Regions from separate parts of the Homo sapiens genome. Here region 1 is linked to region 2. Evidence: chromatin loops called from intact Hi-C (ENCODE). Cell type or tissue: HepG2. All regions are shown on one strand. Links, peaks and the distances in the headings refer to the core of each region. The heading gives the core; the rest is flanking DNA.

Region 1 (15,631 bases), core at 3,682-11,681, 74 kb after region 2:
GTCTCGACTTCTTCTCATTCCAGAGAATGTGCCTGAGCAAATCAAGCAACGAACTTGAATCAAATATACAAAGACTGCAGTGTCCCCAACATTACCACAGGGACCTGGGTTGGCCAGGATGCTTTGGTTATGAACAATAGAAATAGATCCCGAACAACTTAGGCAAAACAAGGATGTGTTAAAAGGGCAGGGGCAGCTCTCAGGGCCTGTAGGAAAGCCTAAAGAGCCAGGGCTTGGGGAGGACAATGACCAGTGCCAACTAGAAAGCTGGGAGGTAGACACAGCTTCTTTATAGCACCTTCATGGCATCACCTGAATAAACTGGCTCCCTGACTTTTTCTGTCCTTTCACTTGGTTCAAGAATCAAATTCCCGGGAGAAATGGTCTGATCAGCCTGGCAAGGGTCACATAACCACTCTGTGGAATGGTCACGACATGCTGACTGACTTTCCTATCAAAGCTCTGCCAGATGGCAGGGGTAATAGTGATATCATGGATTGAGCACTTAGCCTGTGGCAGGCTCTTGGATGCAGTCACTTAACTCTCACCACGATGGACCTGTGACTACTACCCTCATTTTGCAGATGAGGAAAAGAAAGCACAGAGAGGGTAAGAAACATGCCCAAGGTCACTGATATGGTTTGGCTGTGTACCCACCCAAATCTTGAATTGTAGCTCACACAATTCCCACATGTTGTGGGAGGGACACAGTGGGAAGTAATTGAATCATGGGGCAGGTCTTTCCCGTGCTGTTCTCATGATAGTGAATAAGAAGTCTCATGAGATCTGTTGAATTTATAAAGGAGAGTTTCTCTGCACGTGCTCTCTAGCCTGCCACCATGTAAGATGTGACTTTGCTCCTCTTTTGCCTTCTGCTATGATTGTGAGGCCTCCACAGCCATATGGAACTGTGAGTCAGTTAAACCTCTTTTCTTTATAAATTACCCAGTCTTGGGTATGTCTTTATTAGCAGTGTGAGAACAGACTAATACAGTCACTCAGCTGGTAAATGGCATCACCAGGGCTCAAACACAGCAGCTTCATATTCTGGACTCTGAATTCCTACATCACAGCTTCTCATAGGCCTTGTGGCTAGAATCCTGCTTGTAATCACAGTTCCCCAAAGGTAAATCAAAGGATTACTTGCAGCAGAAAGAAGAATGGAGACTGGGCCAGGAAACACAGCAGGTGCCTAACACAGACCCTAATGGTCCAAGGGACAAAGAGGAGGATGTTTGGGGCCAAGATCTGGATCCTTGAGAAGAGGGTAACTATTAGACTCAAACGGAGTACTGCAGAGCCAGGATGTGCCCCCCTGGCCAGAAGATGTGTTTATTGGATATAAACGTCCCAGAATAATTCCTTTAAAAAGGATAACTACTTACCTTGGGGCTACAGGCACGAGAAGTGCTTGTGGATTGGTGTCTACAGCTGCCTGGGACACTCACCTGCCTGACTCCTGGACACAGCTGGATTAGAGGCTCTCCTGTGCAAAGCAAAGCCCCTCATGGTGCTGTCAAGGGTATCGCTGCACATATTGCTCTGCCTGCGTCCTTTTGTCCTCTAGATCTGAACCTCCTAGGTAACTAAACTATCTTTCTTTCAATGGCCTTGAAAACCACTTACAGGTAAAATCCTCCTTAAGCAGACATTAAAACATGTCCAGCATGCAATTCAGCGAGACACATAAAACAGGTGCTCGATGCATGTTTACTGTTGATAATAAAAAGACAAGATGCTGGGAAAAGTCATATTTTGATGTGGGGTGTCTCACTGCCTCAATCTATAAAGCAATTTCACCAAGAAAGATTCTTCCTGGAGAACTTGCTGGTTTCAGCCTGTGCTCACTCAGTTTAATTGCAATGGAATTCATGAATTAGTCCCAGTCCAAATGAAAGAGAATTTTGTTTAAAAATTATAATCTCACCTCTCTTTGTGCTGGTGGTGTCCTTAACTCCTTAACACAGCACACTTATATTCTTGTTCTTGTTCCCAAAGGACCAGACATAGGAGATTCCCAGATATGGCCCTCATTTGAATTGATGTGGAGATAATTCTGAGTGATTTTCTAATATTTCAAACAGTAATCTTTTTTATCAAAGACAAATGAAAGCATTTTTAAACACTTCTTCAATTTATTAAGAGGAAAGATTTTTGTTGTGTTTTTTTGTTTTGTTTTGTTTTGTTTTTTGACAGAATCCTATTCTGTGGCCCAGGCTGGAGTGCAGTGGTACCATCTTGGCTCACTGCAACTTTCACCTCCCAGGTTCAAGTGATTCTTCTGCCTCAGCTTCCTGAGTAACTAGGATTACAGGCGCCCTCCACCATGCCCGGCTAACTTTTGTATTTTTATTGGAGAAGGGGATTCATCATTTTGGCCAGGCTGGTCTTGAACTCCTGACCTCAAGTGATCCACCTGCCTTGGCCTCCCAAGGTGCTGGGATTACAGATGTGAGCTACCGCGCCTGTTCAAGAGGAAAGTTTTAAAACATTTTAGGTATGTACAAAATTTTCTCCACCTCTCATTTTTTCCTTTTCTTTCCTAAAATTTTGGGGAGCCAAGCAAATGCTTTGTGATCTTATCATTGGCTCTGCCCTGTAAGCCCGGCCATAACTAGGAGTATTCTGCAAAGATGGTGACAAAATCAAGCATGGTGCTGTCAGGCAAAGTCATGAAGAAGGTTACTAGAGTGGGCTCCAGCAGCATAGGGCAGTTCTCTGGGAAAGAGGCAGGTTCTTGTAAGGATAAGCACATCAAAATCAGGGGCCCACAAAAATAGTAAAAAGTGATCCCAGGGCACCTGGGAGAAGCATCAACATTGTCCGTGGCACATTCTTCTTTTTTTTTCTTTTCTTTTTTTTTTTTTTTGAGACAGAGTCTTGCTTTGTTACCCAGACTGGAGTGCAGTGGCATGATCTCGGCTCACTTCAACCTCTGCCTCCCGGGTTCAAGTGATTCTCCTGCCCCAGCTTCTCGAGTAGCTGGGATTACAGGCACCCATCACCATGCTCAGCTAATTTTTGTATTTTTAGTATAGGCGGGGTTTCACCATATTGGTCAGGCTGGTCTCGAACTTGTGACCTCAAGAGATACACCCACCTCGGCCTCCCAAAGGGCTGGGATTATAGGCATGAGCCCCTGTGCCCAGCCCACGGCCCATTCTTTTTTTTTTTTTTTTTCTTTTGAGATGGAGTTTTGCTCTTGTTGCCCAGGCTGGAGTGCAGTGGCGTGATCTCAGCTCACTGCAACCTCCACCTCCCAGGTTCAAGTGATTCTCCTGCCTCAGCCTCCTGAGTAGCTGGGATTATAGGTGTCCACCAACACACCTGGCTAATTTTTTATATTTTTAGTAGAGGCAGAGTTTCACCATGTTGGCTAAGCTGGTCTAGAATTCCTGACCTCAAGTGATCCGCCTGCCTTGGCCTCCCAAAGTACTGGGATTTATAAGCGTGAGCCACCACGCCTAGCCAGCCCATTATTAATGAAGAGAGAGTAGCGTCGATGAGGATGGCAGTGGGGGAGATAAAATGGGAAGTGTTCAGAGTCTAGAGGGTAGGGGATCTCCAAATCTTTGAATATCTTCCAGATATACCATGTTTATTAGCAAAGTCTAGTCTTTATCAATCAGATACTTAACCTGGGTGATAGAAAATGTTAATATTGGGAATTTCGCCCATGCTGCAATTCAGCAATGCATACGGCCATTTTTAGACTTGCTTTTCAATGGACTCATTGTGTCAGTTCTAAGCATAAAAGGCATTACTTAGTAGGGTCACACCATGTTCCCAAAGGTCTGCTTTCAGCTGCACAACCCAGATACAGAACTTATTCTTCAGCCACTGGAAATTGTTCACAGCTGTTTTGAGCCCCCACCTTATCTCCTTTAAACAGCTCTGTGGCTACACAAACCTCCAAAGCCTCACCCATGGAGGTAGTCTGAGTCATAGGCAACCACAAGCAGCAGCTTAATGTACCATTACATTGCTCTTTATAATGGAATGATTGCCTTTGATCCCAGGTTATAAAGACTGTCTTGCTGCCCTGATTACTATTCCAAACACCCTGCACATCTTCTGAGTGTCTGGTTCCATGAAACCCCACTCCTGGCACTAACTTTGTTATAGTAAGTCTTTTTGGTCCCAAGGAACAGAGATTCATTCAAATGAATTAGGAATGAGGAAATTTATTGTAATTTATTACAAGTAGGCAGTTGAACTTGGAATGACATTGAAAGCCGACAGGGATTTTTGAACTCTCTTGGAATCCTTGCTCCTCTCTTTATCTGTCCTCGTTTTTCCTCTTATCAGTTGATTCCATTTGTTTATTCTCTCTATATTTTTCTCAATCTCATAGTTTCTGCTGTTCATGGATTCTGCTCCTTCATAATTTCAATTTAATTTGAATTGGCACATGATGACCTCTTTTTTTTTTTTTTTTTTGGATGGAGTCTCTCTCTGTCACCCAGGCTGGAGTGCAGTGGCACCATCTCGGCTCATTGCCACCTCCACCTCCCAGGTTCAAGTGATTCTCCTGCCTCAGTCTCCCGAGTAGCTGGGACTACAGTGTGTGCCACCACGCCTGGCTAATTTTTTGTATTTTAAGTAGAGACAGGGTTTCACCATGTTAAACAGGATGGTCTCAATCTCCTGACCTCATGATCCACCCACCTCAGACTCCCAAAGTGTGGGGATTACAGGCATGAGCCACCGCGCCTGGCCTGAACTCTTTTAATGCCATAAATGTTCTGCTTCCACTGGTGACTAGCAAATTTTCTCTATCATTTTAGTGATACAAGCAGAGGTTTGAAAAGTGCTTGTCTGGCTGGGCACCATGGCTCATGCCTGTAATTTCAGCACTTTGGGAGGCCGAGGCTGGCAGATCACTTGAGGTTAGGAGTTCGAGACCAGCCTGGCCAATGTAGTGAAACCCCATCTCTATTAAAAATACAAAAAATAGCTGGATGTCATGGTGCATGCCTGTAATCCCAGCTACTTGGGAGGCTGAGGCAGGAGAATCGCTTGAACCCAGGAGGCAGAAGTTGCAGTGAGTTGAGATAGCACTACTGCACTCCATCCTGGGCAACAAAGTGAGACTTCATCTCAAAAAAAAGAGAAAAAGAAAAGAAAAGTGCTTGTCTTCTTATGTTGCTCTTACAGCCCTTTGAGCACCCTGTAGATAAGTCCAAGTTAGCCTTCTGGAGAGGCCCACCCAAAGACACCTTTGCCTATTGGCCTCCTGTCATACGAATGAGGAGTTTAAGATCATCCAGCTCAGCAGAGCCCCATGTGCCTGACTTCAGTCACATGAGTGAGCCCAATATTAGTCCAGGCAGGATCAGCAGAAAAACCATACAGTTGAGCCTAGGTTAGGTTACCAACTCACAGAATCATGAGCTACGACATCATTGCTGTTTTAAGCTACAAAGATGTGAAGCTTTTTGTTATGCTGCAAAAGCTAACTGCAACACCAAGCAAGTCAATGGGCCAAGTCTATTGGATCAATGGATCATGTTAGTGGATATGATGTTTTCACAGAGTGAGGAAGTGTGTATTTGGAAAAACTAATATAACCTATCACAATACCTGTTTTTCATACTAAATATGATGATGCTCATCTTGGGTCTTGTTTATTTAGTCCCCTCATCACTCCGCACAATGGATGACTTGTAGCATATACTTTCAGATGTTGGTGAATAAATGTCACAATGAAAAAGGAACATTCTCTACCCTCAAGCTGCTTATTGTTTAGATATGGAGATAAGACACAAATTCAGTAACTCTCACAGAAAAACAAGAATAATAGTGCCATGGAAAGTGTCAAGCTCTACCAAGGCAGATGACAAATATTTCCACTTGGAGGCAGGTGAAGGAATAGAAGAAAATCAGGGGAGGCTTCCTGTAAGTCACAGCATTTAAACTTGGCTTGAAGGATGGACAGAATTTTAAAAGGAGCTGGTGAACAAGACAGTTTTTGTTCTTTGCGTGAAAAACAAATGAAGATGCTAGAGCTACTCTCCTGTTTGGGATAAGGCAAAAATCCTGACTTGATGGAGGCATGCTGTGATGTACAGGCACTTAAGGCTAGAAAGGAAGAGTGCTGACAGGCTGAGCTGTGTATTAACACAATGACTCTCAAATAATCCAGGAGCAGCTAAATGATTCAGCATATTATTGCGCTATTGTGGGATGGGATATTTGTAACCATAAAAAGTTTGCTTTTGAAAAATGTTTAATAACATGAGTTGTAGTTAAATGACTAAAAATTGTACCAATCTAGTTTTATTAAAATTTATATATTAATTTTAATATTTATTATATATATGTATATTTATATAGAAATTTAATAATTTTTGAACTCTAAACTGAGAACATTCGTAACTAAAATCAAGCCATTAGGCTGGGCACAGTGGCTCACGCCTATAATCCCAGCATTTTGGGAGGCCGAGGTGGGTGGATCACAATGTCAGGAGATCGAGACCATCCTGGCTAACACAGTGAAACTCCGTCTCTACTAAAAATACAAAAAATTAGCCGGACGTGGTGGCACGTGCCTGTAGTCCCAGCTACTTGGGAGACTGAGGCAGAAGAATCACTTGAACCTGGGAGGCAGAGGTTGCAGCGAGCCAAGATTGTGCCACTGCACTCCAGCCTGAGCGACAGAGTGAGAATCCATCTCAAAAAAAAAAAAACAAAAAAACAAAAAAACAAGCCACTAATCAGAGAGGCAATAAATTGCTGGTAGTATAATATTGTCAGCAACTGTCCTAAGTGCTCTGCACACATTAGCTCATTTCTTCATAATGAGGTCATTTATTCCTTCCCCTTATGAAGTTAGATGCCATTATTATCCGCCTATTGCCAGTACGGTGAAACAGCATGGTTTGTAGGATATAATCCCAAAGTAGCTTCCTTTGTGCCACTGCCTTTTAAAATGATCCCTTTGGACTCATTCTCCTCTTGCCCATAGATTAAAATTAGCATGTCTCATGTGTTTTCTGCCCATTTTCCTGTCAATAGCTAATATGCCTAGTTCAGGGTAGTAATCAATACTTTATGCATCATTCATGGTTGCCATTATTCCCCTTTCCCAGCCTGGGAGAGTGACTTACCTGGAAGTAGGTGGGAGGAGCTGGGCTGAGGAGGAAAGGCGGGAAAGGGGTGGGAACATTGTTACTTGGCTCCTGGAGAGCGTAGAGAGCTGGTGTTGGCACTCTCTGGATTTGCAGGTGTTTAAGGCTCATCATTTTTGTCAAGGGCCATGTTTATGGGTTCTCTTACTTCCCTAGGGATCTGCCATATTCAGTTACCTTATTGCTGATGAAAGCGTCTCTCTTTGGATGGTTGGTTATGAACTCCTTCTCCAGCCAAAAAGCATCTGGTGGTATCTCCATCTCCTTTCAAAGGTGATCTTTTTGCTTCTTCAGATGACTCCCAGGCAGCTTCTGGGATGACTCCAGGAAGATGCTCCTTCATGCATAACACACAGGAAACACTTGTTTATCCTTTGTCCTCAGAGACTCTGGGAGTGAAGTTTGCTCAGGGCAGCCACTTCATTTTGCCTTTTGCCATCAGAACAGTTAGCTTGTTTCTTTCCATTTAAGGTGTCAGGCTTGGGTCAGACCAGTCCACTGTGTCTTCATGACTGCAGGAGACCTCATCATGCCCTCAACTTCTCTATAGGCACTATTCCTTTGACTTGAGATGAACAGAACATCTAAACCTTTCTATTCTGTGAGAGTACAGGACTCAGAGCAGAATCAATTCTTCCAAAAATTATCTTCTTTCTTCTCCGGTAGCCTCCAGTCCTTTTATTCCATTTCTGTGGGTGAACAATTAAGTCACAAAGCAAGCACGAGTCACTTCTTTCATAAAACCTATATCATGGACTTGCAACTTATTTGGAAGGAGCATCAATTGTCTTGGGCTGAGACCCGCTTGAACATCTTGTTAGATTCCATTTGAGCAGCAGAGATGGATTAAATAGTTAGCTAAAGGTAAATGCTGCAAGTGGAATTCCAGTCTGGACAGTCAAGATTCAAAATCCAGACTCTTTATCTTTGATTGAAAGTCTTAGAAATAAATTTTATTTCCCTCTCTATGTTTGTCTGTATATTATATATTTTCCTATATATATGTATGTATGCATCTGTATATGTACAATAATAGTTGTACAATAAGTAAAGTTATATTTTAAAGATTACGCAAGCAAAAGCATTCAGCGCAGTTTAGTGTGATGGGAAATTGCAGACAGGAATAGTGGATAAGAGGTTGTTTGAATAGTCAATAATTAACACTACAACAATATCAATCATAATAAAACTCACTCCCCCTCCCCTGCCTTTTCACAGAGCATGCCCAACAATGTCCTTACAGCAGATACAAACACAAGCATCATGAAGGTTTCCCCTATAATTTCCTCTGTGATACATTGATAGGGTCATGCCAAAACACAACCTGGTAGAAGCTGTTCTGAGAGAGCAAAAACAATTCAGTCCTAGGACACCAGCTCTCTGCCACCTGAGATTAATGCAGCGAGACATTTTACAGGACTCAGGCAATGGCTGGATGGCATAACTTTCAGACCGTCCTTTGTAAATATTGTTTCTTTTAATCAAGCCTTTGATAAATATTGAGTGGCAAGAAGTTCAAGGTTGCCCAGAGTAGTTAGAATGAAGCTATTCACTATGTTGGTTAATGCAGACTTCAGCAGGTAGTCCAGCTGGGAATGGGGCAGTTATGCTTCCAGGCAGTTTGACAGGCTTGACAAGGACACCTGGCTCTATGGTGGCAATCAATCACTGCCACAGTTATACTGTGTAACAAATCATCCCACAACCCATTGGCCTAAAACAAGGATCACATATTCCCAAAATGTCCAAAGTAGCTGGACTCCAATGTGTTTGGCTCTGAGCAGCCATTTGGGTCTACCTCTTCCCCACATCTTTCCTCCTTTACTGGATCAGTGGATTAGCCAGGATATGTTCTTGTGGCACTGGCAGAAACATAACAGGGCAAGACACAGCACAAGGATATTCCATGCCTTTGCTTCCATATTGTCCATTAATCTTCCACTGGTCAAGCCAAGTTTCATGGTCAAACCCAGTATCAATGGGGTGGGGAAGCCTACGCTTTTCACCATGGGAGGGAAGTCAGTAAACAATAGTCCAAATCATCACATTCTACTTAAGAAACAATTTGGGCACTTTGATGAGAATGTCTATAATTAAAAGAGAGTGACAACATCAAATAGGGATGAGAAAGTTGAATAACTGGAATTCTCCTATAACTTTTGTGGGAATATAAAATGCTACAACCACTTTGAAAAACAGTTGGCAGATTTTTAAAACATTAAAAAAGTGCCAGCAGCCTTCCACTCTTAGGCATTCAGCCAAATATATAGAAATGAAAAGATGTATATGCTCTTCAAGAAAAAGACTTGTATACGAATGTTCATAGTATCCTTATTCTTAATAGCTCCAAAGTAGAAACAACCCAAATGTCCATCAAGAGGGGAATGAATATTCAAAATGTGTTTTTTTTCATATGAGATACTACTCAGCAATGAAAGGAACAAATGATTGATATATACAATAAAATGGATAGATCTCAAAAACAACATGTTGAGCAAAGGGAACTAGACACTAAAGAATACATGCAATGTGAAAACATTGATATCAAGTTCAAGAACAAACAAAACTAATATAAGGTCATAGAGATTAGATCAATGGTTACCTTTGACTGGAAGGAGCATGAAAGAACTGTCTGGGGTAAGGAAAATGCTCTATATCTTGATAGGAATTTTGGTTATTGACAGTCATTGAATTGTTCACTTAAAATATGTATTTCACTGTATGTAAATTTATCTCACTTGAAACAAAAAATGGAATTTGGGGTTAGGTCTGGCACACAAAAAAGATTGGACTTCCAAGGCCATGCTTTTAGGCCATCATGGCTGACTTGCCCAGTGTCAACGTCAGCCACGATCAAACTCCTCAAGAAAATGCCCATAGGCTGGTTGATCTTGAGTAAATCATGCTTTTCAAGAAAAACTGGGTGTAAAAGGTTCTTCTAGGCAGCTGTCTTGGGTGGGATTTCTGGGAAAGCTGAGCCAGAGACAAGGACTTGAATGCAGATGGTTTATCTGGGAGGTGGGCCCAGGAAGCAGGAGTGAGGGAGCAGGGAAAGGAAGCAAGGGAAAGAAAAAACACCAGCATATGAGCTCATGCTGGAGGCAGCTGAGCCTGGGTTCCACCAGGAGCTCTGAGGACACTAAATTCCTCCCAGAATTGCCCAGAAAGAACCACAGAGTGGGGCTTTCTTTACAGCAACATAGGAATGGCCTAATACACATGAGAAGCCATACTGATAACATAAATAGTCCATTAACACAGATTTTATATGTTATAGATATTATGCACTATACTCTTAAAGCAAGCTAGACAGAAGAAAAAATCATGGGCCAGGTCCACTGGCTCGGACTTGTAATCCCAGCACTTCGGGAGGCCAAGGTGGGTGGTTTGCTTGAGTCCAGGATTTCGAGACCATCCTGGGCAACACAGAAACCCGATCTCTATGAAAAATACAATAATTAGCTGGGCGGGGTGGTTCATACCTATGGTCCCAGCTACTTGGCAGGCTGAAGTGGGTGAATTGCTTGAACCCAGGAGGTTGAGGTTGCACTCCAGCCTGGGCAACAGTGCAAGACCCTGTCTCAAAAAAAAAGGAAAGAAAGAAAGAAGAAGGAAAGAAAGAGAGAAAGAGAAAGAAAGAAAGAGAAAGAAAGGAAGGAAGGAAGAGAAAGAAAGGAAGGAAAGAAAGAAAGAAAAAAGAAAGAAAGAAAAAGAAGGAAGGAAAGAAATAAAAAGAAAGAAAGAGAGAAAGAGAGAAAGAAGGAAGGAAAGAAAGAAAGAAAGAAAGAAAGAAAGAAAGAAAGAAAGAAAGAAAGAAAGAAAGAAAGAGAAAATCATAAGGCGATGGGTGCAGGTGTAATCCCAGCACTTTGGGAGGCTGAGGCTGGAGGATCCCTTGATCAGAAGTTTGAGGCTACAGTGAGCCATAATTGCATCACTGCACTTCTTAAAAAGAAAAGAAAATCATAAGGAAGAGAAAATATATTTATTATTCATGAAGTGGAAGTGGATCATCACTAAGATCTTCATCCTTGTGCAATGTCTTCACATTGAATAAGCTGAAAATGAGGAAGTGGGGGGTGTCTCAGGAGCGGCAGAAACAGAAGAAAATCTGCATATAAGTGGACCGATGCAGTTCAAGTTCACGTTGTTCAAGGATCAACTGTATAAACTTAATGCTTAATGTAAAATATTGCTTACTGCTCTGTATTTATTAAGTGGGAAGTTGGCAATAATCTGATTTATCCAAAAGTAACATTTAATCATTCAATGTATAAACTTAAGAGACGATGGGCAGTGGAGGGGGAGGGGCGGGAAGGCAGCAGGCACGTCTGTGGCCCCCTCTGCAAACCAGCTGCTGGAAGTGCTGGGGCTGACATCCATGCCCCACACAGATGCCCAGCTGCGGTGAGAATTGTCTTCTCACAGCAGAGAATGTCTTCCTTTTCTCCAGATAACTGTCCTCAGCAGATGGGACCGCCGTGCTTGGGAGATGACACCCATGGAGGCTCCTAGCCAACGACAGAGTGACATGAGTGTGTAGGAAGCTGGCTCACAGGCCTAAAAATGGACTGACTGTATGGCAGAATTCATTCTTCAGAGACCCTGTGGAGCCAGGCTGAGGCTAACCTTCCTCTGAGACCACATCCTTGCTTCCCTTTGCCCCTGCCCTCCCCTGATTCTCTCACCCTCCTTCTCTGGAAGGTACATCTTTAATCCATTGCTTGAACAAGAATCTCACCTCAGGCTCTACTTCTAGAGAACTTGACCCAACACAAAGGGTATTCTGGGTTGAATTGTGTCCCCACAAAAGATACGCTGAAGTCCTACCCCTCAGAACCTGCGAATGTGACCTTAGTAGGAATAGGGTCTCTGCAGAGGTAACTGAGTTAAGATGAGATCATTAGGGTGGGCCCTAGTCCAGCATAACTGGTGTTCTTATAAGAAGAAGAGAATGCCATGTGAGGACTGAGACCCGCAGAGAGAAGGCCGTCATGGGACAACAAGGCAAAAATCGTGGCGATGCCTCTACACACCAAGCAACACCAGGGACTGCCGGCCACCAGAGCCAGGAAGGGGCCAGGAAGGATCCTCCCAGAATCTTGGGGGAAGCATGGCCTGTTGCCTCTGTGATTTTAGACTTCTGGCCTCCAGAAATGTGAGAGAATACATTCCTGTTGTTTTAAGCTACCCTGTGGTATTTAGTTATTGGCTGCCCTAAAAATCTAATACGGGCAGTTGGTCCAGCCCTGACGTCTGGGGTCATTGTAAGGCTCTGCTTCCACGTGAGCTTCACGAACAAAGGGAAGGGGGTGCTGGACATGAGCAGTCAGCCCCAAAATCGTGGCTGTCCACGGTCTTTAGTCACGGGGTGAGTGGGGTCATCAGACTAGGAAGAAATGTCGTTTTTGAGTAGTCAAGGAAACTTCATAGTGGGAGAGAGTTTGGGGTCCTCTGAGTCCCCCAGTGCTATAGCTTCCTTCCACTTTTCTGGGCCCTTATTCTTTCCTGATCCGGGGATGTAAGACTATTTCCTCTGCCTACTTCTCCATCCAATCTCCATCCACTCTCCATCTTCATTTTTATCCATTATGTATTTAAGAGTAAACCCCCCTTCCATGAAAAATCAGAGGGAAAGTGTAGAATTGAATGCCCACCAGCCTGAAGAGATAGTTCTACTTCCATAGAGGACAGCTCAGAGTCACCAGTATTTACTGCTGGGATTTGCTTTATTTCGATTATATCCACCCTCATCAAATATTATGCAAGGAAGCCTGGATAGTGATGAAATCCACCCAGTTCTATTAGAAATTAATTTGATTCTACTGCCAAAAATTTAATTCATATAAACCATGAGTTGATCCTTAAGAAGAAAAGAATACACTGTTGATCCTTAAGAAGAAAAGAATACGTAGTATTTGTTTGTTTGTTTGTTTGTTTGTTTTTTGCACTCTCTGAGTACTCAAACCATCTCTACCAGCATTCAATATGTCTGACTTTCTAACTGGCCTGTGAGGATGGAGTATCATGAGACTGTAGTTAGAGGAAACGATACATAATTCCTAAACTGCTTTTAACCTTCCTTGCCTCCTTCCTTAACAGGCAAATAAACAATGAAGTAATCAGCAAACCTTGAACTTCGATGCTGTTCAGTGCTCAACAGGCTAAGTCTGGGTCTGGGAAGGACAGTGGGTGGTGATGAGTTAGAAAATTGCAAATAGGTAGGCAGGAAGAAAAAGCAACACCATGCATGAAAAGAGATGTTAGAGTATTGCGGTGTATGCAAAATTGCAGGTGAATTATGATGGGAGTCTTGGTTGATACAACCCTTTGGGAAGCTGTTTGGCAATACCTACTAAACTGAACAAAGACATACCCTATAACCTCAAATTCCACTCCTGGGTATACACCCAAGAGAAACGAATATCTCTGTCCACCAAAAAACATGTACCAAAATGTTCAGAAAAGCCTTCTTCATAATGACTCCAAACTTAACTCAGCTGGGTCCATCATTAGGAGAATGAGTGAGCAATTTAGGGAACATCCACAGAACGGTCTCTGAGACAACCCTAAGCATGAAGAAACTATCGCTAAGGCAGCAACAGGCACGGATCTTGCCCGCGCAATGTGGAGCCAAGGAAGCTAAACACCAAAGAGCGGATAATCTGTAATTCCATTCATATACATTTCAAAACAGGCACAACTACACTCTATGGTGCTAGAGATCAGAGTAATGATTTTTCTTGGTTGGGGATGGTGTTGCTGGGGCGTGGAGAAGGTTTGGTGGGACTAGGTGCTGAGTACGTGGGTGTGTTCACTCTGTGAAAATTCACTGGGCTGTAAACCTTTAAATTATGCATTTTTCTCCATATTTGTTAAACCAATTAAAAGTTCACCCCAAAAAAGTGAGTGGAATTTCTTTACACTACTTTTGAACACACACACACACACACACATCTCCATAAAGCATCTTTTATATTACTTAAAACATGCTGGAAAGTGATAAAATAAAGAATACAAGTTAATAATATCTTCTAACTTCAAATCTTTCACAAAACAATCACAAAGCATGTTAAGAAATATACCTGCTTTGAAAATTCAAAATTCAACTCTTCACACAAACATTATACTCCAGTTCACTACAAAGTCTCTCGGAATAATCTGGTGGATTTTTTTCCCCGGAAGATGTTATAAACCCTTGTCTTCTCTTAAAAAGTTCCTTTGTAGGGGGTGAGGGATAGAGGCTGCAAATCGGGTTCAGTGTATACTGCTCAGGTGATGGGTGCACCAAAATCTCATAACTCATCACTAAAGGACTTACTCATGGAAACAAACACCACCTGTTCCCCAAAAGCCTATGGAAATAAAAAATTTAAATTTAAATTTTAAAAAAGTGCCTTCCCAAACAGAAACAGCAGGAAAAATCCAGCTTTATAATTTCAGAACATTTAGAAAGCTGAAGCAGAAAGGAGCCTCCAGTTGGCTTTCTTAAGGGCTTGGCTGAGACTGATTGTCCTGGGATTTGCAGAATACGTCACCTACCATAAAAGCAAAAGGGAGTTTTTCCCCCTTACTCTTTTAATGAGGATTTTGATGAGAAAAATAAACAAATTCTGAAAACTCAAATCAAACAAACTTTGCATTTCCCAAGACTAACAGGTCTTTTCTTTCCTCATCACATCCCATCAACCACCTGCTTGAGACCCCACCTAAAATCAGGCTGAAGTTTGCCAAAATATTTGAGCTCCAGAGAGGTTTGAGAGGTGTCACTGGCAGATGTTTGCTTCTGACGTGTTTCTTCTGCCCTAGCTGTGGGTATCTGACACTCACAAGCAGATCCTCTGAGAAATGGAAGTGCTTCCAAATAAAATACCCAAGCTATGACTCTTCGCATCAAGAAAAACCAGGTGTCTTCCACAAAAGATGAGTTGTCTTCCATTTCTAGGTATAGAAATGTCAGGAGGCTGGAGAGACGGTGTTCTAAAAACCTGGTAGGAAAAATGAAATAAATCTACTGGAAGGAAAATATAAAAAATATAAATAAAACAAAAGGAGAAAGCCAGGGCATAGCAGGTAGTAGGAAGGGTCTCAATGCGAGCTGATAATGGCAAACCTTCCCTGAAGGAATTGTAATGTTTTGTCCAAAGAGTATTTCTCCTCTGGATGAGCTTTCAAATGGATCGCTGTCTAAGCTTCTTGCCCAGGGAGCTGACCTTGTTAGAGCCACTAAAACACCTGTGTAGTTCATTATTCTTACTACTTTTAACAGATTAAAAAATGCATAGATTATGTTCATCCAGGTGACCTTACTCAATGAAGGCCACACAGTCAGTTAGTGGCTCAGCGGAGTGTGGAATGAGGCTTTCAGGTTATAAACAAGGGAACTCTCCTCCTGAGCTTTTTGCACCCTAGTAAGCTCTCCATGTGTTTTCCCCCTTGGCCTGAAGTCAGTTCCTGGTGAGGAACTGGATGTATCATTGACAAATGGTGTTTTGACTATC
Region 2 (15,631 bases), core at 4,828-12,827:
ATATCAAAAGGTGAGTTTCTGTAACTAAAACAAGTATTATTCAAGATAATATCTACATGGAAGAAAAGGTAAGTGGAATGTTCCCCAGATGGCAGTGTTGAGAGTATGTTTGGGGAAAGGGTGAATAAGGCTTCCTATGGGTGAATATTTGACAATAAAGATAGAAAAGGAAGAGATAATTAACTACAGTGAGAATTAACAGCTGGGGGCCTGTGGGGCAGAACTACGATGCACCCAGTATCTTTACATACCTTATGTCATTTTATCCTAAATAATATCTACAAGGTAGGGTAGAAGGGTAAAAAGTATCAGGTAGATATTATTGCTGCCATTTTATTGATGCACAAATTAAATACCAAAAGATGAAGTAGCTCACTCAACACCACGTGGCAGGTTCAGTGCAGGTGCCGGAGCATTGAGCCCAGGCCTCCCTCATTTCAAAGCCTGAACTCTTTCCATTATACCGCTAAAGCCAACTCATAGCACATAGCGAATGCCAGGCAACTAATTTTTTTTTCATTTTTATTTTATTGTGGTAAAATACACATGATATAAAATTTACCATCTTTTCCGTTTTTAAGTGTGCAGTTCAGTGGTATTAAGTGCTTTCTTATTGTTGTGCAACCATCAGCACTATCCATCTCCAGAACACTTTTCCTCTTGTAAGACTGAACCCCTATACCCATTAAACAATGACTCCTATTCCCCCCACCCCCCAGCCCCTGGCAACCACCATTCTACCTTCTGTCTCTATGATTTTGACTATAAGTATCTCATATAAGTGGAATTGTACAATACAGATACCAAAATCCATGGATACTCTAAAGTCTCTTATATAAAATGGTGTTGTATTTGCACATACCCTACATACATCCTCCTTAATACTTGAAATCATCTCTAGATAACTTATAATACCGAATACAATGTAAATGCTATGTAAATAGTTGTTAAACTGTTTTTTATTGGTATTATTGAAAATATTCAGAAAAAACAATAAAAAATAATACAAATAAAAATAGTGAAATAAGCCAATTGCAAAAGGACAAATACAGTTGGCCCTCCATTTCTGTAGGTTCCATATCTGTGGATTCAACCAGAGGTGGTATTTCATTGTGTTTTGATTTGCATTTCCCTAATGATTAATGATGATGAGCATCTTCCATGTGCTTTTTGGCCATTTGTTCATCATCTTTGGAGAAATGACTATTCAAGTCCTTTGCCCATTTTTAATCTGGTGATTTTTATCATTTGCTCTTATTTTTAACCCACTTTCAAAGCCTGTATCCAAGAGGTCTGGGGAGGGACTGTGGTATCTGTAGATAGAAAAAGCATCACAGATGTTTCTGAAACAAGTAAAGTTTGAGAGCCGCTGTGTCACATGGCAAGAGTGTTGTCTCTGCCAACTTAATTAAACATGCACATATTCATATGAATGATCCAATGTTGTCCAATTCCTCTCTATGTCAAACAGAGTCGCTATGATTGTGTTTTGGTCATGAATTGTCTAGGCCTCTTCTTTCATCTTTAGACAACCTCAAGGTTAATGCTGGTCACTAGTGGCTGAGGAGGCTGAGCAAAGAAGAGGGAGCTAATGTCTAACGAAGTAAAGAGCTTTAGTTAGGAAAAGGCTGATGCTGTTCTCCGCAGTGCTGTGAACTTCATGTTTTTATTCTTCTTGGGACCACACTGCATGAGTGGACAAAGAACAGACTTCAGGAACCCTGAGGGGAAACACCATATCCAAGATATGACCAAGAAGGAGCAGTCAGTCTAGGTCTAATAGGTGGCTTCAGCAAGTGGATTTCAAATAAGACCAAGAGTGCTAGGAAACCAGGAATCCAGAGGTGTCAGTCAACCAGAGATCTGTTGGTTGCAAGTGACAGAAACATACCTCTAACTGACTTGGGACAAAAAGGCACATTGGTGTCTCATCTCATGGGGAAGGCCCATGACATATACTCTACTGGTCTCTTTTTTTCTCTGTCTCTCTGAATATCAGACTGGAAGGGAACACAGCTGCTGAGAGGTCCTTGTTGATAAGTCTAACCATCTGTCTCTCCTAGGCTTTAGTTTGAAAATTCCAGGCCAGGATTCTGGTTGGTGTGATTTGGGTCACTTGCCTGTTGATGGATCAGTCACCTGTGGCTGGGTTAGGGGTGGACTAAGACTGTCAGTCCATGAGAGAGCCCTGTGGTTTGGTTGGGTGAGGAATAGTTTCTCCCAAAGAAAGGAGGTCCTGGCTGCTGGAGTGAATGCACACACATAAACATGAGAAGGACGTGTAGGGAATGGGGACAGAGCACAGACAGCATTTACTATACACAAACATACACACACACACACAGACACACACTCATTTAGTCCTCAAAATATTCAAAAGTGTCATTTCGAATACAGTTACCTGTATGGTTAAGAGCAGGCTTTGTCAGATGGTCTGGTGTAATTGGTAGGTAATGAGGCACACCAGGAGAGTCCTAAATACACTATCCAGTCTCCACTGCACCTGAACATGCTTACCACAATTTTGGTTGTTTAAGAATATTAAAAAATTATTTCGGTGGTTCAATAATAAAAGGGAATTTTTAGGAAAATGGGCCTAAGTCTTAGACTCTGTGCATATTTGCCTACACCTTGAGTGTCATATTTAGCTCATGATTCTGTAGGTTGTCTGGGCAGCTCTTCTGGGCTGGGTTGTCCCGGCTGACTCCTGTTGTACTCTTGCCAATGTACATCTGTGGGGTGTCTTGTGACTGGATGACCAAAGATGGCCTCATTCGCAAGTCTGATGGTTGGGCAGGTTGTTAGTTCTTATCCATGTGTCTCTCATCTTCCAGCAGGATAGCTCGGGCTTGTTCACATGGTTATCTCCAAGTGCAGCAAGAGGGCAATGCTAAATGCTTTTCAAGTCTCTGCTTACATCATATGTGTTGATATCCACTGGCCAATCAACAGAGTCCTATGGACAATCTCAGAGTCAGGTCTGGAGGGCACTACCGGGGGCGGGCTTGGGTTACTTCCTTATCATAGGTGGCCACGGCACATATTCAACAGCTCCTTTAATGGTCAGCTTTCCCTATATTTTCATTTGACTTTTAATTCAGTTATGAGATTAACCAATTTTGAGATTATAATATTTTATTTCATTAATTTTTTTGAGATAAAAATCTCGTTCTGGTACCCAGGCTGGAGTGTAGTGGTGCAATCACAGCTCACTGTAGCTTCAACCTCCTGGACTCAAGTGATCTTCCCCGTCAAGCCCCACAAGTAGCTGGGACTACAGGTGTGCACCACCAATGCCCGACTAATTTTTTAAATTTTTTGTAGAGAGAGGGTCTCACTATATTGCCCAGGCTGGTCTTAAACTCCCGGGCTCAAGTGATCCTCCTGCCTTGGCCTACCAAAATGTATTTTTTTAATTAAAAAAATAAAAAATAAGAGTAGCCTTTGGATCCCAACCAGATAAGGACTCTTCTCACCTGGCATTAGATCCCATCATTCTTCACTCAGAAGGGTTGTTTGTCAGGCATTTCCTTTTTCTGTGTGCCTTGGCTGAAGATGTATGAGGAGCTCACATCAATGTGGTTGTTGTTCTGTCAATGAACAGACCAGAATTTGCAAAACAAAATCATGTGGAAGCAAGGTCACTCAAGGTTGGTGAGCGATACTTCACTCCCTTAGGTATGCCCTATATTTTACCCATGATTACTCCTGAAAGTAAATTTTTGGATTAAAAAAATGGACACATTTTAACAAATGTGTAACCAGTAACATTCAACAGGAGGGGTAACCCAAAGAAACTCTTTATGATGCCAAATGTAGACCCAGGTAGTAAGTGCCTTCTTTTTCTTTCTCCCTGATTAAGCGCAAATATATATATATATATATATATATATATATATATATATATATATATATATATATATATATATATAGTCTCTTCTTGAGGAGTAGCAATGTTCTGGTGCTTTCCCCATCAGGAGGAGCAGTTTCTGCTTATGTGCCCTTGTCCAAAACTTGAACGTGTATTTTAAAAATGAGACACCCCCACCCCACCTCTCCCAAACACACAACCCTCAGACTTTACATTTCCCGTTTTCTCTATGTTGAGTCAATGTACCTACTAGTTGTGGAGCTGGTGTTCAGGAATAAATGATACACTGTCCTCAGTCAGCTTTGAATCTGAAGTCTGGGTCAGCAGTTAGGATCAGAGCAGGGGGTGGACCCAGGTCACCTGCACACAATAACATATTTACTCAATGGTAAGCTGGTTTGGGCTATTACTAGAGCAAATGCCACCTGGTTCTGGAAACATGGCAGGTGGCAAAATCCTTGCCTATGTTTAAGGACTGGCTTGGGAAGTAGGGAAAAGACTGAAGCTTAGACAGGCCAGGCAACTGTGGACTCTACAGCCCTCAACTATCCTGGCAGAAATGAGCCAGTGAGCTTAAGACCTCAGTCTGTGACAGACAGCTCCTTATTTGTGAGTAGTTAATGTTTCTTAGCAAGCACTTCTAAAAGAAATTGGTATGTAATGACAGCACTCACTGGAAAACAGGCCGATTAGAAAATGCACTAACTTATCTGGTATTCATTTGAAAAGTAAATGGATGCACGGCAAGGTGAGAGTTCACTATCAATTCAAATATTTTCCCTTAACGGGCTCTAGCACTCCTGCTTTAATTCAAGCAGAAACACAAGTATGAATAATCAAACTAGATGACGCTCATCAAGAACCTTTGTGCCTTCCACCATTTCAAATGGTCATTGAAGCTTAATGGCAAAAAATTTACATTCTTCCTTTAATTTGTATTCTATTCCTTCCTTCTGAGTGATGTGATTGTGGCTTGCTGTTGCCTGCTGTATTATTTTGATGCAAATGCTATGTTGTGTGTAGCTGAGTCCAATTTCCTGGCTTTTGCTAGCAAGAGGAGTGACTGTGAAAATAGTTGAAAATCAGGGTTATTTAAAGAGTTTATAACTACTGCTCCTAATGAGTGAAACAATGCAATTGATGAGCCCACTGTTTGGAGACACCTTGATGGCCCTAGGTTAACAGATGCCCACAAAGGAAAATAAAATCAACAGGAAAAAAAAAATCACTGTTTGCTTGTGTCTGTTTCCCCAGCCGGAATATTAGACTTTATTCTGGCTGCTGTCTACGAAAGAATTAAAAAATTTGTAATCCAAGCCAAACTCCCCTTCTTGCGACATACTCACCCGGGAAGGAATGCTTTATTGAGATACGGGGGGTTGCTCGCCAAAGACTGCAAACACAGGGCCCCAAGGGCGATCCTTGAACGTAATGTATGCACAAACTAATTTATGGTACTGTGACTAATTTCCATTTCTTGTGCTTAGAGTTGCCTGGCTAATTACAGGGATGTTTTCTTAACTTTAGTAATTACGCTCTGTGCTTTCGACAGGCAACGGAGCAAATGAGTGAGGGCGGATTGTGCAGTATTGGAGACAGGCACGTCCAGGAGAGAGGGGAACGCGCGCGGCCCTCGCAGGGCCGGCAGCCCTGATCACAAGCCTCGCCAGCTTTGACCAGCGCCCGCAGGCTGCATCGGAAGCATCTGGAGAAATATTTGATGGAACACCCCGTAATTAGATGGACTGGCTTAATTAGGAGAAGTTTGCGGGCAGAGGGAAGCCGGGGGGTCTGTGCTGGGATCTGAAGGTTTGCAGCCTCGTCCCAGGAGGCCCGGGGCACAAAGCTCTGCCCGCTGAGCGCGCACGCGCTGCTGTGTCTGCACATCCAAGGCGGCCCCGTGGGGTCTGCGAATCCAAGCTGGGGGCCAGGGGCCTGCCCCCCGGCAACAGCATTGCCAAAACGACAGCAGCCACGCTGCATCATCCGATGCCCCCACCGCGCGTGTAGTCTAACAAGGCGGACAGGATGAAAACTCGATGCAGTCGCCCTGTGGAAGCTGGCTGTGGGAGGCATTTTTCTGAGACTGGGAAGAGGTGGGTAGTGGTGGTGGGGATGAAGGGACCGAGGTATTTCACTCATTATCTAAGGCCCCCTGCCCCAGCACGGAATTCAACATTCCAAGCAAGCACTTTGCTCTTTAGGAACCAAGGTCATAATTGTCTAACCCCATCAGTCAGGGCTTTCAAGCAAACAAACGCCAGGCGCTGCCCATAGAATCAGGCTCCCCAGGAGGGCAGAGAAAGGGGGCTGGGCAGGGGCTGTGGGCACATCTTGGAGATATCTACCCACTGTTTGGAAGCAGGTGTTTACTAAACACTTACAATGCTCAGGATTCTAGGTATTGTGGCTTGAGCACGCACAATATGAGGGAAGAATCGGACGGAACGTTTCCACCATCTGGAACCACAGCAGCCAGAAGCAGAAAGGAGAGGTAATTGTCACCAAAGCATCACAAACTCTCCATGTTTACTTACTCTGCTCACACTTCTGGAGACATCTTCTCTTCCTCCCATATGGGGGGACAGCAAGGGAAAAACTGAAGGTGCATGTGAGCGTGAGAGAGTGTGTGTGAGTGAGTGTGAGTGTGTGTGTGTGTGTGTGTGCGCGCGCGCGGCAGGGTAGAATTGTTTTCCCTCAGCTCAGAGATTTTTGCTTTCTGGAACATCAAGGCTATTTATTGCTAACATACTATTAGAAAACATGAGAAGATATCAATAATTTGTTCCCCCTTTAGCAAATTAGAATGATTCTCCTTCCTTATGAAGATGAGGTGATTTTTGTACACCAGGCCATTCAAGATATAAAAAATGATCTGTCCCCTAAATATCTCATTAGATATAAACATTTGATGAAATGCGCTTTAAGGCACTTGTGATATCAATTTTAAACTAAGCCAACCAGGTAACCTGCATCAAAACAGGCCACACCAAGCTCAAATCTGTTGTATTGTGAATGCACCATTGAAAAACATGAATGGACTTTATTCTGAAATTCTAAAAATGATTTTCAAATGCATTTGAACAAAATTCTTCACAAAATAATGAAACCTACATCCGAGCTACTACTAAGTCCCCTTTTAAAGTTCGGCTTCTGAGTTAAAGAGTGAATGTTTCGGAGGATATCACCTTTAGTAAAGGAAAAATAACACAGTAGAGGGAATTTGCTAGTGGCAGGAGTATCTGCAACATTGCAGACATCATACGGGACATTCGCAGGGCAAATATTCCTGACAGTATGGCTTCCTAGTCACCTGAGAAAGAAGAGGTATAACCAAATCCACAATGTTGGCTAGAATTAGCTCATGCAGTGCCTAAAATCCCAGTCAGCCATGACGGAATGGAGGCCCTCTCACTGTTGGTCCTGTGTTCCTCTTAGAACAGCCCTCACTGAAAAAACGTCCTTCTTTCATCTGTTCAAGTGAGGCTGATGTGCTTGCTCATGTGATGTGGAAGAAAGGAAAGCAACAAGAAATGTAATTATTTTGACACATTCTTTAAAAAAAGGTTATTATTCCTACTTAATGCAAAGTGGTTTACACTGCCATTATGAAAGAGAGTCCACCGTCCTTGGTCTCTATACTGTGAGCGCGCCGAAGATTCAATGCCAGACACAATCGGCAGTCACTAATAGTTTGATGACAAACTGCGGGGAACGATCATCTCAGGGCTCTGAGAAGTGTGGAGGTTCCCTCCTCCTTCCAGCATTCTGTATGCCCTACATTTTACCCCCTTTTACAAGGAAAAGCTTATTTTTACCATGTGAGACGGAGCAAACAATTTTGAGGGTCCCATCCCTCATGATTCTATTGTTTTCTCCCCAAGTGACTTATTTATCCTGGAACACCATTGCATGAGGCCTAGGTGGTGTGATTCTTTTGAAAGAAGTTCTGGATGAGAATTGCACCTTCGAGTTATCATGGCACTGTCCTGCCTGCTGCGAGAGCAGTTGTGGGTGCCTGTGAATCATTGTGTGTGAATAGTTGCTCCTTTGGGGGAGAAATAGGCTCGTTTCTGTCCCATCCCATTTTGTCCCGAAGACGGTTTAATGCTAGGAGATGGACATCTTACAAACCCCAAACTCTGCTCAGCTTCGACCCACCCTGCAGCTACAGAGGGGGCTCAGATGTTCCACCACAAAATACCATTTGCGAGCAGGAGATCAAAGCCACTCTGATAACTCACCCGTCTTATCATGCTCCTCGGGCATCCGGGGGAAGGAAAGGATCAAAGTCATAAATAGAGGCCATATCACTGATGAATAATTTACATGCACAGTAGGTGGGAGTGAGTTAGTACATAAAGGTCCCTTTGAAGAGGAGAAAAAAAATTGCTGCCTTTCCTAGCGAACACTGGCTTTGGCAGAAGCCCATAAGAGGGAACCTTTTCACGAAAGGATTTAGCTTTGCTCGGACCATGGCCACAATGCTCTGAGAGTCATATATGCACACTGGGGCAGGCCTAGCAGGCTCAGAGGGCTTTTAAACACTCATTTATTCATTCATTACCCAAGTGGTGAGAGCGCTCAGACTCCATAGCTGAGTTAATAACTCCAGCCAGAAGCCTGCAATGAAGGAATTCCAGCATCCCTGGTTTTCTCATCATGATAACTACCTTTCCCTACTGTGTCCACTCTCATCTCTAGGGGTTCTAATAAAGTTATTTTAAATTAAAGACAGGCTTAAAACTCCACCAAACCAAGAGATTCATACCAGATTTTCCCGCAGAGTAATAATTATATTTGGAACAAAAGTGCTTTTAGGTATATGTGTATCTGGATTAAGTGAGGCTGCTGGTATTCTACTATAAATGGAAATTTCATCTCCCTTTTCAGGATGTAGGCATAACAATTGGCTTTTGAAAGCAGTCAAATTCATGTTTCTGAAAAGAGGAAAAAAAGCAGAAAGAAATAAAGATGCATTTAGCTTTTTACTCGAGAGCAGGCACGTTGTTCTCCCAGTCTGCCTTAATTTTGGATGCTGACATCATTCATGCGTTTTAAATTATTAGATTGATAATCACTTCCTTAAAATAATTTCAGCAGTCAGCTACGATAAAATAGATTTCTTTCAAAGACTCCTTAGTTAAATGTGCTCAGTGCTACTTTCTGTATCATGCAGGTCAATTTAATTCAGCTCAGCTCCTCTACCCAGCTAAACAATTGCTTTTCAGTCTCTGGAGAGCGTGGTGAATACAGCCAAGAATACCCATCTAGAGATGGCCTTGGACACTTTTGCTCATAAAAACTTGACATCTGAAGTCCCACTCTTTATTAATCTCTTGTCAAAGAGTTAGTCAAGATTTCTGAAAAAAGTCAATGTCATATAAATCATTACTAATGATTCAATAATGAGTGAGATTAAAATGGAAGAATGCAACATTTTAAGAATAGCTGGTTAGGCGTCCTGTCTACAAGCAACTCCTCCCACGATGGCTCCACCTTGCCATCTGCAGCCTGCTTTTCTCTGTAGCTCCAGACTATGGCAAGTAGCCTCCCATTGCATCTGATGGTTTCCATAAGACCAACATTGCAGGTATCTGCATCTGTGTGTCTCTCTATCCAGGCATTTTCCCCATGCCTCGTTTTTTCTCTCTTATTAACATGGCCTTGCCACTTGCTTTACTTGGAAGGCATCTTTGCCTGTGTTTCTCCAGAAGCAGACCCTCAGAAAGGTGTTGAGTGCAAGGTGTTGAGTGGTTTATTTGACAGGTGACTGCAGAAAGTACAGGTGGAGGAGAGTGCAAGTGAGATAGGGAAGGGAAGAAATCAATATGTTTGCATAAGGAGCAGTTTACAGGTGTGGGCAACTGAGGCTCAGTCCTGCTGGGGACCTCTGGGAGGTAATGTGGGACACGTCTCAGACTTGTCCTACCCAAGGGGTGTGGAAGCTGGGGTATGTACCCCCAGATTTTGTTTGTCTTTAGTTGAGAGGCCAAGTATACCTCTTCAGCCAGAGAAAGCTCTCTCTGAAGTTGCTGGCTCACACGAGAATAGTGAATGTCCAGAGGAAACGGAAGGGGCACCGACTGCCTCGGCCACACCAGGCAGGCTGAACTCACACATACAAGGTGCTCATACAAGATGCTCACACCTGGCTCCATACCCAGCGTGTCACTAACAGGCTGTGTGTGACTTCCAGAAGTCATGTACCCTCCTTGGGCCTGTGTGGTATGAAATTGACTAAAGGATTCTTTGGAGCACTCCAAGCTCCCACAGGAGTCCATGGTGGGCTCCCTCATCCTTAAAGTACTGCGCTAAGGCCTCCCACCAAAGCTGCCCATCATGTGATTGCCCCACAGCCCTGCTGTCCATGTGGGTTGGGTCCTGGATCCATCTCCCATCCTAGAATACAGTTGGTTGGATGAGTGACCACCTGATCCTAGGAAACCAATCAGAAAGTGGGTCAAAAATATTTTGTGACTTGATTTGAAAAGATAAGCTGGGCCAGAGGGCTTTTTCCAAGGATCTGAGCTAAGAAGCAGGGAAAAGGTGCCCCTGAATGGCGGGAGCATCTGCTAGAAGTTCATAAAGTAAAGTAGAACTTTAGCTGAGAAGAGCATGATAGAATCAAGGTTGATGAGGTCAAGCATATTTGAATGACTGACACAATGCCCAATTGATTGATTTATCTCATTGACCCAACGCTGCAACCCCAGGGCTTAAAATAGCACCTAGCACACATTAGGTGCCAAGTAAACATTTGCTGAATCAATGAATGAATTTGCTGTACAAGCCGAAGTAATGGAGGAGCAGTAACTCTGGGTCACTAAAGGAAGCCAGGTGGAGAGAGAAGAGTCAGCAGTGAAATTCATTCCTTGCAAGTCGTATAATACATACATAAATAGTTAACCCATCATATAAATGATCCTAGATTACAACTTCATGTAATAGGTACTGGATTGTCCATTTTAACAGATAAGGAAGCAGAAGCATGGAGACATTAAATAACTTTTCCAGAACAACACTGTTAGTACCTGGTGGAGCCAGGCTTTGACAGGCTGTCTGGCTCCAAAAGGGTGCTCTTAATACTATGTTTCCCCTATATTAAAAGCCGCAGAACTCCCTGCATCCAGAACAGGTCCCAAAGTCAACTGCTGAGAGGTGCAACTCTATTTCCTATAGACATATTCCATTTCTGGCCTTAGATTTGTTCCTGACTGCATCCCTCTTCTGTTCCAGAACATCCCTATGATAACTTTTTCCCTAAAAAGTTATTTTAAGGAATAACTTTTCCTGAAAGAAAGTTTCTGGAGACAGCCTCAGTGGATCCCATTTCTTGCAATCAAGGAACAATATTAAAACAGAACACAGATAGCATTGAATATGCAGTCCTGCAGCTCCCTCCCAAGTGTTTTGCATGTGGCCTGGCCTGGGTTCTTTGAGAACCACCCCAAATGGTATAGTCCTGATGTCAGAGGGTGTTTGCTGAATAAATTCTGAGATAGTCACCAGAACCTGAGTCTCTAAGTCAAGTACCTTAGGCATATCGTTGTGTTTTTGTTGTGTAAATAAACCACTTCAAATTTTAGTGGCTCAAAACACCAGCACATTTATTTTGCACATGAGTCTGCAATGTGGGTGGAGGCTTAGCAGGTGTTACAAGCTGACTTGTGTCCCTTGAATAAATTCATGCTGAAGTCCTAACCTGCAGTGTGTCAGAATCTGTGTTTAGAGACAGAGATGAGTTAGTGAAAACAAGGTCATTAATTAGGGTGAGCCCTAGTCCAATATTACTGGCATCCTTATAAGAAGAGAAAATTCAGACATAGGCAATGACAGAGGGTGACATAAAGACACACTGAGAGAAGACAGCCATCTCAAGCCAAGGAGAGACACTTGGAGCCAATCCTTCCCTTCCAGTCCCCAGAGAGGACCAATTCCAGCAGATACTTTGATCTTCAATTTCTGGCCTCCTGAACTGTGAGAAAATAAATTTCTGTTGTTTAAGCCACCCAATCTGTGGTTCTTTGTTATGGCAGCCCTGGCTGACTAGTACTGCAGAGGTAGCTCATCCATGCTGTACGTGGTGTTAACTGCGGCAGCTCAGAGGCTGGGGGCTAATTCATGAAAAGACTGCTTACTCACACCTCGGATGGTTGATGCTGGCTGTGGGCTGGACCTCAGCTGGGGCTGTTGGCTGGAACACCTGCCTGTGACCACTCCACTTGCCTGGGCTTCCTTACAACATGGTGGCTGAGTTCTGAGAGTGGGGCCTGTCAGGTGGAAGCTGAACCCATTGTGACCTAGCTCAGAAGTCACTCAGAGACACTTCTGCTGCATTTTATTCATTAGAAGTGAGTCCAAAAGGCCAGTTCATATTTTATAGGAGGAGAATTAAACTCCACATTTTTCGAAGGGATGAGTGTCAAAAAATTTGCAGGCATGTTTTAAGATCACATTAGGCAAACAAAGCAATATCCTTGCTTAAGCAAGGGCCTCAAGATAGCATAATTCACGCTGTCTTGGACTCCCACCAAGATTCTTTGTAATTTGTTCACATGAGTACAGTTTGAAGAAAGGATGCTCCAAATGTGTGCATAAGGGACATCACTGTCATGTGGCCAATGTCCATTGAACTGGACATTGCCAGATATTTAAAGCTAATACAAACCACAGAAAGCGTGCAAACTCTAGCATTGTTAATTCATTGAACTGTGGCTATCTCAACCTCCTCTGTTGTAAAAGGGCATCCCCAGGTGATGTTTGAACGGATGGGTCACAGGAAATTTAGCCATTCAGAAATTGGCAGTGCCCTGACTCCAGCCCATGGAATTGGTTCTTTAAAACCAATCTGTCAGAACTTGATAATGAACTGAAAGATCAAGGTTGATATGACATTCTACAGGCAATATAGACAAGTGAATTGCCCATGGATAATAACTGGTAATACTTTACTAAGGTTTTACACATTGAAGAAAAGGTGATGGGAAGCAGACAACATGCAGGGGCAGGAATTGGAATCAGGGTGCGTAAGGAAGCAAACTCGGAATGCTTTGGATGTGCAGCTTGTCCCTGGAATAGCTTCTGCCTCTGACTTCACAGCAAGAGGGAAGTTTGTGGGTGGGGGAGGAAAAAAGAGCTGTCTTCTATCAACCTGGGGGCATCAGCTACTCCTTCACCTTTTCTCCAGCCTCTCCCACAGCAGTATTTCAAGGCAGCCAACTGGATAGTTGGGGACTACTGTATGGATATTCCCTCACCAAGCCAATTTCTCCTTTCCTGTGACAGGAAGACTGGAAGCTGCTATATCTTGAGAAATGAATGCTACTTATTCTTTTAGGGGCACCTGCCCATGGCTGCGAATCACCAGGACACCTATGACTCTCAAGAAGCATAAAAGCTCATGGGTACTTGGCCTATGCCATGGGGGTCAAATAACTCTTATTACAACAGAGGTAAGATGCAGCATGACAGTGGGAAATGTCATTAGGGAGGCATGTGGTGTATGCATTAAGCAGTGTTCTTCACCATGGACATGGCTGGGAGGGCAAACTTGAGAAGTGAGAGCATCGTAGGCATTCCGCTGGTTCCAGACCTGTAATCCCCAGTGCAAAAATCTCTTTCATCTGGGCCAAGTCTTTATACCTACCAACAGTAGCATTGTAGCATCTTTGCTCTGCTCCTCTTTCATACTCCGCCTACATCAGCAAAAGGACAAAAGATAGAGGGAACATAATCCATCATCAATGAAGTAGAAACTGCCACAGCATCACACCACAAACCGCCACATTCCTGGCAAACATAAGGAAATCGAGGCCAAGAGCACACATGCTGCCACAAACCTGAGTAGTGTAAGTACCTCTCCAAAAGCATTTCTCCACATCAAGAAAAACATATCCAAGGATTCTTAAAGGGTCAAGATCCAGTTTCATGGGCGGGCCAGGGGAGAGATGAGAATGTCCTTTGTCCACTGCTTATAGCGAGGTCAGGGATGAAGGGGTGGCTAAAAAAGCAGTGGCCATGTGGGTCTGTTTCTATTGCTTGTGACCTGGTCTCCTAGTCAAGGAAAACTTCCAGAGAGGAAGCGAGGGGAGGGGTGGGGAAGGACAATCAGAGCCTGCTCACAGCCCTGAAGGTGTGTACCCCGAAGAGCTTTGCTATTAGCAACAGTAGTCCGGGACACAAGACCTGCGATAGGATGCGTCCTTGTGATAAGGAAATTAAGGGATATGGGGGAATATACCTGAAGATAAAGTCAGCCTTGAGGTTATTGCACAAAACGAAATGGTAAAGTCAACATAAACAACAATTGCAAAGAAGATGATAGATATGGAAGACAAAGGAGACCCTCATATCCATGATTACTGTTTCTGAAAAAGAGAACAGGAAAATGGAATGAACTACTCAAAGATCTAATATATGCGAACTTTACTAAAATAAGGAAACATTGATAAAACAAAGTGCCCCAGGAAAAGATTATATACGATGATCAACACTGAGATATATCTTGGGGAAGCCATTGAACTCCAAGGTTAAAGAAAGAATCATAAGAACATCTAGGAAGAAATATTTTGTAAAAAAAAAATTTCAAATAAAGAAATATGTTTTAGAGACAGCATCTTGCTGTGTTGTCCAGGCTGGAGCATAATGGCGGGATCATAGCTCACTGCAACCTTGAACTCCTGGACTCAAACAATCCTCCTGCCTCAGCCTCCTGAGTAGCTGGAACCACAGGTGTGCACAAATGTTCCCTTCTAAGTAGAAACATTTCAACATTTAACAAATATTTTTTGAGAGCCTACTAAATGCCAGGCACTGCACTAGGCTCAGAGGGTTCCATGATGAACAAGATAACTAAAGTTCCTGCCCTCATGGACTTTTCCAGTGTAGAGTTTGGGGTGGGAGGTCTGGAAAACAAAAAATGAGCAAGTAAATGAATAGGATATTTAACATGATCTTTTCCCCCTAGTTGACTTCCTATCTATATTTTGCTCATTTGAGTTGTGTGAGTCAAACACAGAGGTCCGGGATGGTGCTCACCAAATGCTGAAAATCATGATTTCTAGTCAGAAAGGTTTTGCTCTTTTTCTTTGTACTTTTAGGCATCACTTGAATATTTCATAATGAGCATGTATTTAAAAAGTCAAGATAAAAACATTATTCTAAAATCAATAAATAAAAGCATAGTGTCAGGGCCTATGGCATAATAAGAAACATATATTAGGTCTCTCCCCACTGGTTCCTGGCACAGAGCTTCGGAAACCTTTGTAACTTCCTGAGTGACTGGGGTGATAGGAGCAACTTTTGTTATAATATTTGTTTTTTTGTGCCTGAAAACAGAGCTTCTAAAATCCTTGGAATTTTCTGAATGAGTGGGGTGAGAGAAGTGTCCTTTTCATAACAAGCCCCTTTCAGCCATATCTGAGTTTATGCTAATGGGGTGACTCTTGGTGGGGCCCTAGATGGCTTCAGGATGGGAGTCGTTGTCAGAGGAACCCATCATGTGATTAGAGGGTTGGAACTTTCAGTCCTATCCTTCAACCTCCATGGAAGGGAGAAGGGCTAGAGATTGAGTTTAATAACCAATAGTCAACAATTTAATCAAACATGCATGTGTAATGATGCCTTCATAAGAAACATGAACACTGGGGTTTGGAGAGCTCCTGGGTTGGTCCCAGGAGGGTGATGCACCTGGAGAGGGCATGGAAGCCCTGAGCCCCTTCCCTATACTTTGCCTTATAGATCTCTTCATCTGGTTGT

The links. Hi-C counts contacts between places; a loop is a spot of excess contacts. Peaks named below come from ENCODE experiments on the same cell type or tissue, not always from the same donor. Only the 100,000 strongest peaks of a DNase experiment are listed, where the experiment ranks them.
Region 1: it touches region 2 in a loop (3-fold over the local background); 3 of 110 quality-filtered maps call a loop at or near these places.

The regions. Positions count from the first base shown.
Region 1 is chr20:20,934,775-20,950,405 of GRCh38, reverse strand. No RefSeq gene overlaps it. Among named protein-coding and RNA genes, the nearest start is that of LINC03083, 28 kb to the left of the region's middle. In HepG2, for the core only: no CTCF peak of the experiment used is centred there; a DNase peak (open chromatin) is centred at 8,645; H3K27me3 peaks cover 1,426 bases.
Region 2 is chr20:21,010,413-21,026,043 of GRCh38, reverse strand. No RefSeq gene overlaps it. Among named protein-coding and RNA genes, the nearest start is that of LINC03083, 48 kb to the right of the region's middle. RefSeq lists enhancers at 5,343-6,301, 7,405-8,604. In HepG2, for the core only: no CTCF peak of the experiment used is centred there; DNase peaks (open chromatin) are centred at 5,253, 6,053 and 8,213; H3K4me3 peaks cover 1,312 bases.